Linked DNA regions of Homo sapiens: region 2 is linked to region 1. The links are chromatin contacts, found by Hi-C or POLR2A ChIA-PET in ENCODE. All regions are on one chromosome and are shown on one strand. The core of a region is the stretch at or near the end of the contact, and the rest is flanking DNA. Distances in the headings are between cores, read along the strand shown. Region 1 holds the start of ARL2-SNX15 (ARL2-SNX15 readthrough (NMD candidate)). Region 2 overlaps FRMD8 (FERM domain containing 8).

What was found. A loop is a pair of places that touch in the nucleus more often than their neighbours do. ChIA-PET counts read pairs that join two places held with the same protein, here RNA polymerase II (POLR2A). Pooled maps may share reads with other maps.
Region 2: a loop to region 1 is called in a pooled map, with 4 times the contacts of the local background. The contact joins the enhancer-like site here to the promoter of ARL2-SNX15 in region 1. A Hi-C loop is called at or near these places in 4 of 50 pooled maps. POLR2A ChIA-PET finds 5 or more read pairs at or near these places in 3 of 52 experiments (H1, activated CD4-positive, alpha-beta T cell and common myeloid progenitor, CD34-positive).

What each region holds. Positions count from the first base shown.
Region 1 is chr11:65,010,397-65,017,096 of GRCh38, forward strand. ARL2-SNX15 (ARL2-SNX15 readthrough (NMD candidate)) reads left to right here and starts at 3,764. Exons shown (of 11, transcript NR_037650.2): 1 at 3,764-3,876. It overlaps ARL2 (ARF like GTPase 2), which reads left to right and starts at 3,764. Exons shown (of 5, transcript NM_001667.4): 1 at 3,764-3,876. The coding sequence starts at 3,812. RefSeq lists a silencer at 3,611-4,370.
Region 2 is chr11:65,403,250-65,410,357 of GRCh38, forward strand. FRMD8 (FERM domain containing 8) reads left to right here. Exons shown (of 11, transcript NM_031904.5): 10 at 1,615-1,819. Among named protein-coding and RNA genes, the nearest start is that of NEAT1, 16 kb to the right of the region's middle. RefSeq lists an enhancer at 999-1,498. Within about 2 kb of position 4,466, at least 2 of the 41 ENCODE cell types and tissues checked have a DNase peak (open chromatin) inside an H3K27ac peak, as active enhancers do.

The DNA of each region.
Region 1 (6,700 bases), core at 2,514-5,013:
AGGCCAAGTGGGGTGGCTCATGCCTGTAATCCCAGCACTTTGGAAGTCTGAGGTGAGAGGATCACCTAAGCACAGGAGTTCAAGACCAGCCCGGGTAACACAGCGAGACCCTCGTCTCTACAAAAAATTTAAAAAATTAGCCGGGCTTGATGGCATGCACCTGTAGTCCCAGCTACTCAGGAGACTGACGTGGGAGGACTGCTTGAGGCTGCAGTGAGCCATGATTGTGCCACTGCACTCCAGCCTGGGTGACAGAGTGAGACCCTGTCTCTAAAATATGTTTAAAAAGTTAAACATAGTTGGCCGGGCGCGGTGGCTCACGCCTGTAATCCCAGCACTTTGGGAGTCCAAGGCTGGCGGATCACGAGGTCAGGAGATCGAGACCATCCTGGCTAACGCGGTGAAACCCCGTCTCTACTAAAAATACAAAAACTTAGCCAGGCATAGTGGCGGGCATCTTTAGTCCCAGCTACTCGGGAGGCTGAGGCAGGAGAATGGTGTGAACCCGGGAGGCGGAGCTTGCAGTGAGCTGAGATTGCGCCACTGCACCCCAGCCTGGGCGACAGAGCAAGACTCTGTCTCAAAAAAAAAAAAAAAAAAGCTAAACATAGTTACTTCCTGAACTCCCCCTTTTTCACAGAGCTTGGATGTTGTTTATTTTTATTTTTTTAATTTATATTCACTGAAATTCTACCATGTGGCCCCTGGGAACAACAGCATGGACAGGCAAGACTTTAAGCCAGACATTTGAACAAGTTCTTTCAATGCTACTGGTAGGAAATAAAACAATCCGAGGCTGGGTGCGGTGGCTCACACCTGTAATCCCAGCCCTTTGGGAGGCTGAGGAAGGCAAATCTCTTGAGGCCAGGAGTTTGTGACCAGCTGGCCAACATGGTGAAACCCTGTCTTTACTGAAAATATAAAAATTAGCCGCGCATGGTGGCTCATGCCTGTAATCCCAGCTACTCAGGAGGCTGAGGCAGGAGAATAGCTTGAACCTGGGAGGCAGAGGTTGCAGTGAGCCAGGATTGTGCCACTGCACTCCATCCTGGGTGACAGAGCCAGACTCTGTCTCAAAGAAAAAAAGAAAATATAGACACACCCAAGGTAATAATTTTATGTTCTCCCAAACTTCATTGCCCTGATTTTCAAACTTTTGTGACTGTGATTCACAGTGAGAAGTACACATATCTGTATAAATATCTAAAACAAATGTTTCACCAAACGCTACTTAGCTTTACTACGTGGGTAAAGGTAGTAATGTTTTCAGTTCTGTTCATTCTATTTCATTTTTGTTAATGCTACTAGGTTGAACCATTTGAAATACATCTGTGTATCAAAACTGTCAAATATGGGCAATTTCATACAGTTCAACCTATTTGTGACACTAATTTTACAATCCACTTCCTTAATGGAATGCATCTCATAGATTAAAAAACATTGCTAAGTGGGCATATTTCCAGTTAATATTATTTTTAAAACTAAAAGAGGACTGAATTTTTGTTTTTGTTTTTCATTTAATATGGCGCGGACATCTTTCCACACTGGTATCTTACAGCTCCACCTCACTGTTTTCTGTTTCTTTGAGACGGTCTAACTCTGTCATGAAAGCTAGAGTGCAGTGGCATGATCACGGCTCACTGCAGCCTTATCCTCCCTGGTTCCCACCTTGGCCTCCTAGGTAGCTGGAACTACCGATGTGCACCACTACACCTAATTTTTTTTTTTTTTTTTGAGACAGACAATTTCGCCCAGGCTGGAGTGCAGTGGCACAATTTCAGCTCACTGCAACCTTCGCCTCCTGGGTTGAAGTGAGCATGTCTGGCTAATTTTTGTATTTTTTATAGAGATGGGAGTCTCCCTAAGTTGGCCAGGCTGGTCTTGAACTCCTGGGCTCAAGCAATCCACTCACCTCTGCCTTCCAAAGTGCTGGGATTAGACATGAGCCACTGCGCCTGGCCCACTTCACTGTTTTAAGGGCTTCATGAATTCACATGCACCTACCCCGGCTCAGGTAACCTGCCCTCACTGGAGGCACTTAGGTTTTTTCCAATTTCTTGCTGTTCCAAACCATGCCACAGTGAACTTCGTTGTTCCTGTGCAGTGCCAGAATGTCTGTGGTGCAGGCTCCTAGAAGCAGGATGGCAGGCTCCTACCTCTAGACATTTCTTTTTTTTTTTTTTTTTTTTTTTTGAGACGGAGTCTCACTCTGTCACCCAGTCTGGAGTGCAGTGGCACAATCTCGGCTCACTGCAACCTCCGTCTCCTGGGTTCAAGCAATTCTCTGCCTCAGCCTCCCGAATAGCTGGGATTACAGGTGCCGCCACCACGCCCAGCTAATTTTTTGTATTCTTAGTAGAGACGGGGTTTCACCATGTTGGCCAGGCTGGTCTTGAACTCCTGACCTCGTGATCCACCTGCCTCGGCCTCCCAAAGTGCTGGGTTTACAGGCGTGAGCCATGGCGCCCGGCCAGCATTTCCCATTTTGATCTTAGCTGCATTTCGAAGCCTCTGGGTAGGCGATATGCTCACTTTCTTCCTTGTGTGTGTGTGATGGAGGGTAAATGGTGCTGACCGAAGGGTCCCACTCAGGCAGCCTATCTGTTCAGCCCTCCTCTGACCACAAGCCCCTTTCTGCAAGATGGGAAGCTCCAGCTTCTTCCAGACCTCTCTCTAGGCAAACTTCATGGAGGCATGAAGACATTGTGCTTTACCATTTACTAGACCTGAGTTTGAATCTCACCCATGCTCCTTAAACACTCTGGATTCCATTATCATAGCTACGAAAAGAATATAAACCTCTCAGGGTTGCAGGGAGGATGAAGCTGAACACGTGAAGTGCGTTGCAAACAGTTACACAGGAGTTAGCTATTGTCCTCAGCTGGTGCTGACAGCTCTTTCCCAAGCATGAGAGAGGCTCTTCCGTGCTGCCTATCCACACTTACCTGCAGCAATAAGGCTGTCTCCTGAGTTTACAAAAGGGCTTGGTCCTTGACCTATTTCCTCACTTCTTCTGGACTTCTTGAGCGCTAAAGTAAAGAATGAAACTCTTGGACAAAGCCATTCATTCAACAACAAATATTTATTGAGCACCTACTACATGCCAGCCACTGTGCTAAGCACCATCTGGGCCTCAGTTTTTCCATCTGCAAAAGTAGGAACTGTGCTTCTGAACAGGGAAACGCTGGGCCTCTGGGTGGGGGCAGCCTTTGGGGCGGGACTGCAATTCCGTCATTGGAACCCAGGGACGCCCCGCATGTTTCCGAACGGCCTCCAGGGGGCACCGCCGCCCTGAACTGAGAGCCACCGGAGCCGGGTAGGGGGAGGCCCAACTTTCCGCTCTGTCAGAGGATGATGCCGAGGGCCCAGATGAGCAGGATTTGGACTGTGTTGCTGGGAACGGGGGCCTACACTGGCCCCAGGATGAGTTCGTCCGTACCTGGGGGCCCTGGGTTCTGACTCTCAGGTCAGACGCAGCCAAGATGCAACTCAGGAACTTCAAGGTTTCCGCTCCGGCCAAGAGCCCCAGTCCGGCAGGGGAAAGGGTGGGGGAGTCGCCCTTGCTCCCCCAGCCTCAGCCCTCGGGAGGCGCAGCGTCAGGGCGGGCGGCAGCACAGAAACCCCCCGCGCCGCTAGAGGGACCCTCGCAGCAGCTGCGCGGGCGACCTCGCGGTCACGTGCGGCAAGGGCGGGACCAAACGAGCGTCCGGCCAATCGACTATGCCGTCGGCGAGCGTGATAGCCAACAGGAACCGGGAGCGGGGTCCCGGGACTGGGAAGAAACGGCGGCCGGGAGGGGGCTCCGGGGACCATGGGGCTCCTGACCATTCTGAAGAAGATGAAGCAGAAAGAGCGGGAGCTGCGACTGCTCATGCTGTATCCTACCGGACGCCGGAACCGCGAGGGTGGCGGGGTCCAGCCGGGCAGGCGGTGCCGGGCGCCCCCTGTCGGGAGCGGAACGCGGCGGCCGGCGCGTCCCAACTGCCCCTGGCGTCACCACGCGGGCCCCATCAATCGCCCCGTCGGGCCGGGAGGAGCCGCACCCCAGGACTGGGGCAGGGGCCAGCTCCGAGGGCCGCAGAAGCGGTCCTGCAGGCGCAGCGGCGGGGCTAGGCGGCCCGAGTGTCAGGGGTGGTGGGTCCCGGAGATAACTCGGACGCCACCACCCGGCGGCCTGGCCCAAGCGTGGGGCCGCTGCCCTCCCGGCTCTGATCTCCTCCCCCGGGCCCGAGGGTTCCAGGCCCCGGCCCCGCCCTCGAGCTCCGAATCCCGGGGGCGTGCGGGGTGGCGGGTGGCGCGTGTGGGCTCCGCGGATCCTTTCGAGCGTGGATCCAACAGTCCGTCTCTTTGGTGTTACGCGGCCCGTGGTTGTCCCTGCGGCTGAGGATGTGTGTGTGTGGGCCCGAGTGTCCCGTGCGCCCTGTGCGCCTTCTGAGTCCAGTTAGGCGCCCGCACCTGTTCCCCCAGCTCTGTGCCAGGCTCCGCGGGGGAATGGCTGGGGAGATAAGACGCTTACGTGCACATATAACTTAATAATCACATCATGACTGTTTTGTTTTTTGAGACAGGGTCTTGCTCTGTTGCCCTGGCTGGAGTGCAGTGGCACAATCAAGGCTCACCGCAGCCTCCAGCTTCTAGGCTTAAGTGATCCTCCTGCCTCAGCCTCCCAAAACTCTGGGAATATAGGCATGAGCCACGGAGTCCGGCCCATGTCTGTTTTATTTTGTTTTGTTTGAGACGGAGTTTCGCTCTTGTTGCCCAGGCTGGAGTGCAGTGGCACAATCTCAGCTCGCTGCAACCTCCGCCCCCCGAGTTCAAGCAATTCTCCTGCCTCAGCCTCCCAAGTAGCTGGGATTACAGGTGCCCGCCACCACGCCCGGCTATTTTTTTAAATATTGTTAGTAGAGACGGGGTTTCACCTTGTTGGTCAGGCTGTTCTCGAATTCCTGACCTCAAGTGATCCACCCGCCTTGGCCTCCCAAACTGTTGGGATTATGGGCGTGAGCCACTGCGCCGGGCCGCATGTCTGCTTTAAAGAGCTCTAAGAAAAGCATACAGTTCACTCATTTGATAAATATTGAGTGCCTAATATGTGCTAGACACTGTCCTAGTGCCCAGGGTAATAAAACTAAAAAATCTTACCTTCATGGAAATTCTGTAATGCGTGTGTGTGTGTGTGGCGGGGGGGTTGCCCGCGGGTAGAAAGATGATAACACAGGAAGTAAGTAAAATATGTAATAGAGGCTGGGTGCGGTGGCACACACCTGTAACCCTAGCACTTTGGGAGGCTGAGGTGGGAGGTTCGCTTGAGCCCAGGTGTTTGAGACCAGCCTGGGCAACATAGTGAGACTCTGTCTCTATTTATACATATATATATTCTCCATACATACTATATATATATGGGCCATGCTTTGGACCATGCTTCTGGGGAACAGGGCCTTATACTGCTCCAGGATGAACTCCCACTACGTATATAGGTATGGAGAATAATGCAATTTAGGGTGGTCAAAGAAGGCCACTGTATGATGGCAGGGCGCAGTGGCTCATGCCTGTAATCCCAGCACTTTGAAAGGCCGGGGCGGATGGATCGCCTGATGTCAGGAGTTTTGAGACCAGTCTGGCCAACATGGTGAAATCCCGTCTCTACTGAAAATACAAAAATTAGCTGGATGTGGTGGTGGACACCTTTAATCCCAGCTACCTGGGAGGCTGAGGCAAGAGAATTGCCAGAACCCGGGAGGCGGAGACTGCAGTGAGCTGAGATCACGCCATTGCAGTCCAGCCTGGGTGACAAGAGCGAAACTCTGTTAAAAAAAAAAAAAATGACAATTGAGTACATGAGGGAGGCGAGGGTTGAACCATATAGCAATTCGGGGGGGGGGGAAACTTTAAAGCAAAGGGAACAGCAAGTCAGAGGCCCTGGGAGGACTAACTGGCGTGTTCAGAGGACTGGTGAGGAGGGCAGTATGGCTGGAGTGGGGAGGAGGAGCGTTGACTGGGAACCCCCTCACCTAGGGCCTTTTGGTTTTTGGTTTTCCCTTTCAGTGAGAAGTGCAGTGGAGAGAAGGAATCGCAGACCAGTTAGGCCACTGCAGTGACGCAGGCGAGATAGGATGGTGGCTTGGACCAGGATGGAAGTAGTGAGGTCATGGAAGTTTCTGGCCTGAGCAATTAGAAGGGTGAGGAACCATTTGCTGAGATGGAGAGGACTGGGGGAGGAGCAGGTTCAGGGTGGAGATGAGAACCCTGTGTGTGCCTGTGTGTGCCATGTGAGATGCCTCCGAGACAGCCCAGAAGTGTCAGGCAGGCAGCTGGATGTAGGCACTGAGGTCCAGTGTGTGGGAGGTGCACATTTGGGTGTTATCAGGATAGAGATGGTATTTGAAGCTGTGATCCTGGATGAGGTCACCCAGGGATGAGCGTGGCCAGAGAAGAGAACCCGGTTGTACCAGGATGAAGTCAGGTGAGGAGCAGAACCAGGTGAGGGTGTGTCCCAGTGCCAAGGGCAGCGCATGTGCTGGGGAGGAGGGTGAGCCACTCCATCAGGTGCTGAGTGGGGAACAGAAGATGACTGAGCGCTGTCCCAGCACTAGAGGGCCACAGGGAGGTCTTTGGGGACTGACCTTGGTAAGGACAGTTTTGGCCACAGCAGCAGCAAAAGCCTGATGGGAGTGTGTTCTTGAAAGAGCAAGAAGGCAGA
Region 2 (7,108 bases), core at 3,216-5,715, 390 kb after region 1:
TCAGCTCACTGCAACCTCCGCCTCCTAGGTTCAAGCGATTCTCTCACCTCAGCCTCCTGAGTAGCTGGGATTACAGGAGCCTGCCATCACACCCAGCTAATTTTTGTATTTTTAGTAGAGATGGGTTTTCACCATGTTGGCCAGGCTGGTCTCAAACTCCTGACCTCAGGTGATCCACCCGCCTCGGCCTCCCAAAGTGTTGGGATTACAGGCGTGAGCCACGGCACCTGGCCTGGCCTGGGACTTTCTATGTGGACAGTCGTGTGGTCTGTGAGTTGGGACAGCTGGGTCTCACTTTCCAATCTGTGTGCCTCTTGCTTGCCTTGCCTGACAGTGCTTCTGACCCCCAGTGTAGGATGGATAGGTGTGCGCAGGCGTCCCTGACGCACCTGGCCTGAGAGAGAACATTGTCTTTCACTGAATAAGTGGGATTTTGCTGTGGGTTCTTCAGAGATGCGCTTCATCAGGTTGAGGAAGTTCCTTTCTGACGCTGGCTTGCTGAGTTTTATCTTGGACAGATGTTCAGCAGAGCTTCCTCTTTTGGCTGCATTTGAACGGCAGGCTTCCTGAGCCTCAGAGGCATGTTGCTGTGCAGGAGTTTTTGTTCTAGGAAACTTAGTAGGCTTCCCTGTTATGGTTGCACTCAGGACTCTGTCCCCACCGGCTGCCGTCCCCTCGCCAGCCCACTGCCCTTTGGCTGGTGGAGTCCACTTGGTGAGGAGAGGAGTGTGGGTGGACTGAGCTGAGGGCAGGGAGCGTGGAGAGCCCACCAGGCCTCTGCTCTTCCTTCTGGGCCGAGCAGCGGTGCCCACCTGCCCAGCCCAGAGGGATTGTAGCTGCCCTGTGGAGAGGCAGGAGCCAGGCCAGTCTCCGCAGGGCCACTCCAGCATCTGACCCAGCCCCACCAGTCAGGAGCACAGGTGGCCATTCCTGTCTACTTGGCCTCATCTTATCCCAGGCCTGCAGCAGTGCTTGGCACGTGGGAGGCACTCAGGAAATACCTGTGTCCTAAGGGGTGCCACCCTTTTAACACCCTCTGCGACTCCCTCAAACCCCTGAAGGCCCTGTCCTTGGTGCCCAGCTGTGCCCGCTGGCACCCGGCTGCTGCATCTTTTCTGTCAGTGTGCCTCATGCTTCACACCTGTTGAGTAGGAGTCACTTTTGAAGAACGTGCTGGCAGGGAGCCGCCCGCCCCTGCCCTGGTGACATCGCGCCCCTTCCTCCTGGCTGCAGGTTTTCCTCCCAGCCAGCACCACCCGCCTCCCCGCCCCGCTTCCCCACTCTTCGTCCTCTCTGCAGCAGCTGGCTCCCTACCCCCTCCCTCCCCACCTGCTTCTGCCCATGGAGTCAGCCTTCCTGGGCTGTGCCTTCTGACCAGAATGTTCTTTCTTTCCCACCTGAACTCCCAGATCTGGAGACCCCTCCTCATCCACCAGGACTCACCTTCACAGTCACCCAAGTGGGACACCTCCCCTGCCTCCCTGCTCCCTCCCTCCTGAGTGATGTGTGTCCCCTCCCCTGCTTCCCCAACCAGAGAGCAGAGCTCATTTCAGGCTCAGCAACAGGCATGGAAGGGGGCCCTGGCCAGGCCTCACACTGCCCCCTCCTCCCCAGGCCGAACTGATGAGCAGTCTCATTGAGTACTGCATCGAACTGAGCCAGGCGGCGGAGCCCGCAGGCCCCCAGGACAGTGCGACTGGCTCGCCCTCGGACCCCAGCTCCTCACTGGCTCCTGTTCAGCGCCCCAAGCTGCGGAGGCAGGGCAGTGTGGTGTCCAGCCGGATCCAGCATCTCTCCACCATCGACTACGTGGAGGACGGTGAGCAGCCCTTCTGTGCATGTGCACACACAAACACGCATGCGCGTGCACACACCGGGGGGAGTTCCTGAGGACAGGGCATTGCAGAGCAGCTCCAGACCCAGTGTGAGCTGGCCTCCATCTCAGGACACAGCTGTGAGCAGGCCGAGCCCGGGCCTTGGCCATAGTGCCTTTCCTGTCCCTTCTCACTGCTGCGTCACAGACGTTCTGCAGCATTGTCCAGGATGTGATCCGGGAAACGACTCAACATCTGTTACTGAAGTGTTGGGTAGGTGGGGCGCGGTGGCTCACGCCTGTAATCCCAGCACTTTGGGAGGCCAAGGCAGGAGGATCACCTGAGGTCAGGAGTTCAAGAACAGGCTGGCCAACATGGTGAAACCCTGTCTCTACTAAAAATACAAAAAAAGTAGCGAGGTGTATGGCAGGCGCCTGTAATCCCAGCTACTCGGGAGGCTGAGGCAGGAAAAACGCTTGAACCCAGCAGGCAGAGGTTGCAGTGAGCCGAGATTGCATCATTGCATTCCAGCCTGGGAGACAGAGCAAGACTCCGTCTCAAAAATAAATAAATAAATAAATAAAGCGTTGGGTAAATCACTGCTGTGACCACATCTTGGGGTGTTGAGTGCAGCTGGTAAAAATACAGTACCCAGGCCGGGTGCAGTGTCTCACACCTGTAATCCCAGTACTTTGGGAGACCAAGACAAAGAGGATCACTTGAGCCCAGGAGCTCAAGACCAGCCTGGACAACAGAGTGAGACCCTGTCTCTACAAAATATACTTAAACTTAGCTGAGCACGGTGGTATATGCCTGTAGTCTCACCTTCTTGGGAGGCTGATGAGGCAGGAGTATCTCTGAGCCCAGGAGTTGGAGGTTTGCAGTGAGCTACGATTGTACCACTGCACTCCAGCCTGGGTGACAACGATGAGACCCTATATATATATATTTTTTTTAATTAATTAATTAGTTAACTATTTTTGAGACGGAGTCTCACTCTGTCGCCCAGGCTGGAGTACAGTGGCATGATCTCGGCTCACTGCAACCTCCGCCTCCCCAGTTCTAGTGATTCTCCTGCCTCAACCTCCCGAGTAGCTGGGACTACAGGTGTGTGCCACCACACCCGGCTAATTTTTTTTTTTTTTTTTGAGACAGAGTCTCACTCTGTCGCCCAGGCTGGAGTGCAGTGGGCGCGATCTTGGCTCACTGCAAGCTCCACCTCCTGGGTTCACGCCATTCTCCTGCCTCAGCCTCCTAAGTAGCTGGAACTACAGGCGCCCACCACCACGCCCGGCTACTTTTTTGTATTTGTAGTAGAGACGGGGTTTCACCGTGTTAGCCAGGATGGTCTCGATCTCCTGACCTTGTGGTCCATCCGCCTTGGCCTCCCAAAGTGCTGGGATTACAGGTGTGAGCCACTGCACCCGGCCCTAATTTTTTGTTTTTAGTAGAGATGGGGTTTCACCGTGTTAGCCAGGATGGTCTCAATTTCCTGTCCTCGTGATCCACCTGCCTTGGCCTCCCAAAGTGCTGGGATTACAGGCGTGAAACATCACACCAAGCCCGAGACCCTGTTTTTAAAAAGGAATACCCTGGCCGGGCGCAGTGGCTCACGCCTGTAATCCTAGCACATTGGGAGACCAAGGCGGGTGGATCACCTGAGGTCGGGAGTTCGAGACCAGTCTGACCAACATGGAGAAAACTCTTCTCTACTAAAAATACAAAATTAGCTGGATGTGGTGGTGGTCGCCTGTAGTCCCAGCTACTTGGGAGGCTGAAAGCAGGAGAATCGCTTGTACCCAGGAGGTGGAGGTTGCAGTGAGCCAAAATCACGCCACTGCACTCCAGCCTGGGCAACAAGAACGAAACTCCGTCTCAAATAAATAAATAAATAAATAAATAATAAAAAGGAATACCCTAAATGCATCTTGTGTCAGATCCTGGAAGAGAGGACATTTGTGGAAAAACTATTGAAGTCCAAAAGAATTTTAGTTAACAGATACTGTGTCAGTGTTCATTCCTTAGCTCTGATGTGGTGACAGAACATGCTGTCATCGGGAGAAGTTGTGGCGGTATTCTGGAACTCTCTACACCTTTACAGCTTTCCTAGAAATCTAGAATTATTCCATGATAAAAAGTTTTTTAATGCAGTAACAAAGATCTACATTTATTTATTTATTTATTTATTTATTTATTTATTTATTTAGAGACAGAGTCTCGCTCTGTCACCCAGGCTGGAGTGCAATGGTGTGATCTTGGCTCACTGCAACCTCCGCACCCTGGGTTCAAGCGATTCTCCTGCCTCAGCCTCCCTAGTAGCTGGGATTACAGGGGTGAGCTACCACGCCCAACTAAGTTTTGTATATTTAGTAGAGACGGGGTTTCGCCATGTTGGCCAGGCTGGTCTCAAACTCCTGACCTCAAGTGATCTGCTCACCTTGGACTACCAAAGTGCTGGGATTACAGTGTGAGCCACCGCACCCGGCCAGAGATCTACATTTTACATGGCAAGATGTTCACAAAATAATATTCAGTAAAAAGAAATGGCCAGGCGTGGTGGCTCACGCCTGTAATCCCAGCACTTTGGGAGGCCAAGGTGGGCAGATCACGAGGTCAGGAGATCGAGACCATCCTGGCTAACAGGTGAAACCCTGTCTCTACTAAAAATACAAAAAGAAAAAAAATTAGCCAGACGTGGTGGTGGGTGCCTGTAGTCCCAGCTACTCGGGAGAATGGCGTGAACCTGGGAGGCGGAGCTTGCAGTGAGCGGAGATCGCGCCACTGCACTCCAGCCTGGGCGACAGAGCGAGACTCTGTCTCAAAAAAAAAAAAAAAAGGAAATGAGTAACAGGACAGCATGTGTGCAGCCATGCGCATGAGGAGGGCGGGCCCAGCTGTGGCCGTCAGCGGCTGTAGCTTTGACTTTTTCTTTGTACTTCTTGGAGCACGTAAATCTGTTACAATGAACATGTCATTTTTATAGTCTTGTAATTTTTAGAATAATTGTTTTTTCTTTTTTTTTTTTTTGGAGACGGAGTTTCACTCTTGTTGCCCAGGCTGGAGTGAAATGGTGCGATATCGGCTCACCGCAACCTCCACCTCCCGGGTTCAAGCGATTCTCCTGCCTCAGGCTCCCAAGTATCTGGGATTACAGGCTTGCACCACCACGCCCAGCTAATTTTGTATTTTTAGTAGAGACGGAGTTTCTCCATGTTGGTCAGGCTGGTCTCCAACTCCCGACCTCAGGTGATCCGCCCGCCTTGGCCTCCCAAAGTGCTGGGATTACAGTCGTGAGCCACCGCGCCCAGCCCTAGAATAAGTTTTATAATCAGAAAAAGCAAACTTTTTCTACAATGTAATTTGGACCACTGTGTGGCATTCCTTGGCATGGTTTTAGCACGCTCATTTTGACCCAGTCCTCTGCTTGTGGGCATTACAGTTTTCAGCGTTCAGCTCTTCTAAACAGCACACCTACAGGAAAGTCCTTCCTTAGAATCTGAAATGTTTCCTCAGGATACTTTCCTAGAAATGGCCTTGCTAATGTAAAAGTGTGCAGATTTTTTTTTTTAAATAGGATTTCACTCTAGTGCCTAGACTGGAGTGCAATGGCCTAGTCAAGGCTCACTGCAGCCTCAACCTCCCGTGCTCAAGCAGTCCTTCTGCAGTCTCCTGAGTAGGTGGGACTAAGGTCATGAGCCACCACTCCTGGCTAATTTTTAAATTCTTTGTCAAGGCAGCGTCTCACTATGTTGCCCAGGCTGGTCTCAAAACTCCTGGGATCAAATGATCCTCCCACCTCAGCCTCCCAAAGTGCTGGGATTACAGATGTGAGCACCGTGCCTGGCCGATATGCTGATTTTGAAGAGGCTTTTCATACCTGCCACCTTCCAGAGAAGTTGTGCCCAGGTGTACCCTCCCCAGCAGAGAAGATGGTGTCTGCCTCCCATGCCCTCACCCACAATGGGTGTAATCATTCCGAGCCAAAGGGAACTTGTCTGGGCTGGTGTTTGAACACAATGAGATTGGAAATTTTTTTTTTTTTGAGACAGTCTTGCTCTGTTGCCCAGGCTGGAGTGCAATGGCATGATCTCAGCTCACTGCAACCTCTGCCTCCCGGGTTCAAGTGATTCTCCCTGCCTCAGCCTCGCAAGTAGCTGGGATTGCAGGCGCCCACCACCATGCCCGATCAATTTTTGTATCTTTAGTAGAGACAGGGTTTCGCCATGTTGGCCAGGCTGGTCTCGAACTCCTGACCTCAGGTGATCTGTCCGCCTCAGCCTCCTGAAGTGCTAGGATTACAGGAATAAGCCACCGTGCCCGGCCGATTGCAAATTTTTACGTGCTTGATCATATTTAGATTTCCTTCCTGAATTACTGATGATTTCTTTTGCTCATTTTTCTTCTGTTGCTTGACTTTTTAAAATTAACAATCTGGCCAGGTGAGATGGCTGTAATCCCAACACTTTGGGAGGCCGAGGCAGGCAGATTGCTTGAGTCCAGGAGTCCAAGACCAGCCTGCGCAACATAGCAAGACCGCATCTCTATTTAAAAGATTAGCAGGGCATGGTGGCTCACGCCTGAAGTCCCAGCTAGTTGGGAGGCTGAGATGGGAGGATCACCTGAGCCCAGAGGGTTACGGCTTCAGTGAGTTAGGATCACAACACTGCAGTCCAGCCTGGGTGACAGAGTGAGACCCTGTCGCAAAAAAAAAAAAAGAAAAAGAAAAATTTATTAACGTCTTGGCTAGGCTCACACCTGTAATCTCAGTACTTTGGGAGACAGAGGCAGGAGGCTCACCTGAGGCCAGGAGTTCGAGATCAGCCTGGGCAATCGAGCAAGACCCTGTCTCTACACAAACTAAAAAAACCTTAGCCATGGCTCACACCTGTAGTCCCAGCTATTGGGGATGCTGAAGTGGGAGGATCACCTAGGCTTAGGAGGTAAGGCTGCAGTGAGCCGTGATTGTAACACTGCACTCCAGCCTGAGCAACACAGCTTGTCTCAAAAAAAAAACCACAAAGGCGGGACATGGTGGCTCACACCTGTAATCCCAGCACTTTGGGAGGTCAAGGCAGGTGGATCACGAAGTCAGGAGTTTGAGACTAGCCTGGCCAACGTGGTGAAACCTGTCTCTACCAAAAATACAAAAATTAGCCAGGCACAGTGGCCCACGCCTGTAATCCCAGCACTTTTGGAGGCCAAGATGGGTGGATCATGAGGTCAAGAGATCGAGACCATCCTGGCCAGCATGGTGAAACCCCGTCTCTACTAAAAATACAAAAATTAGTGTGCGT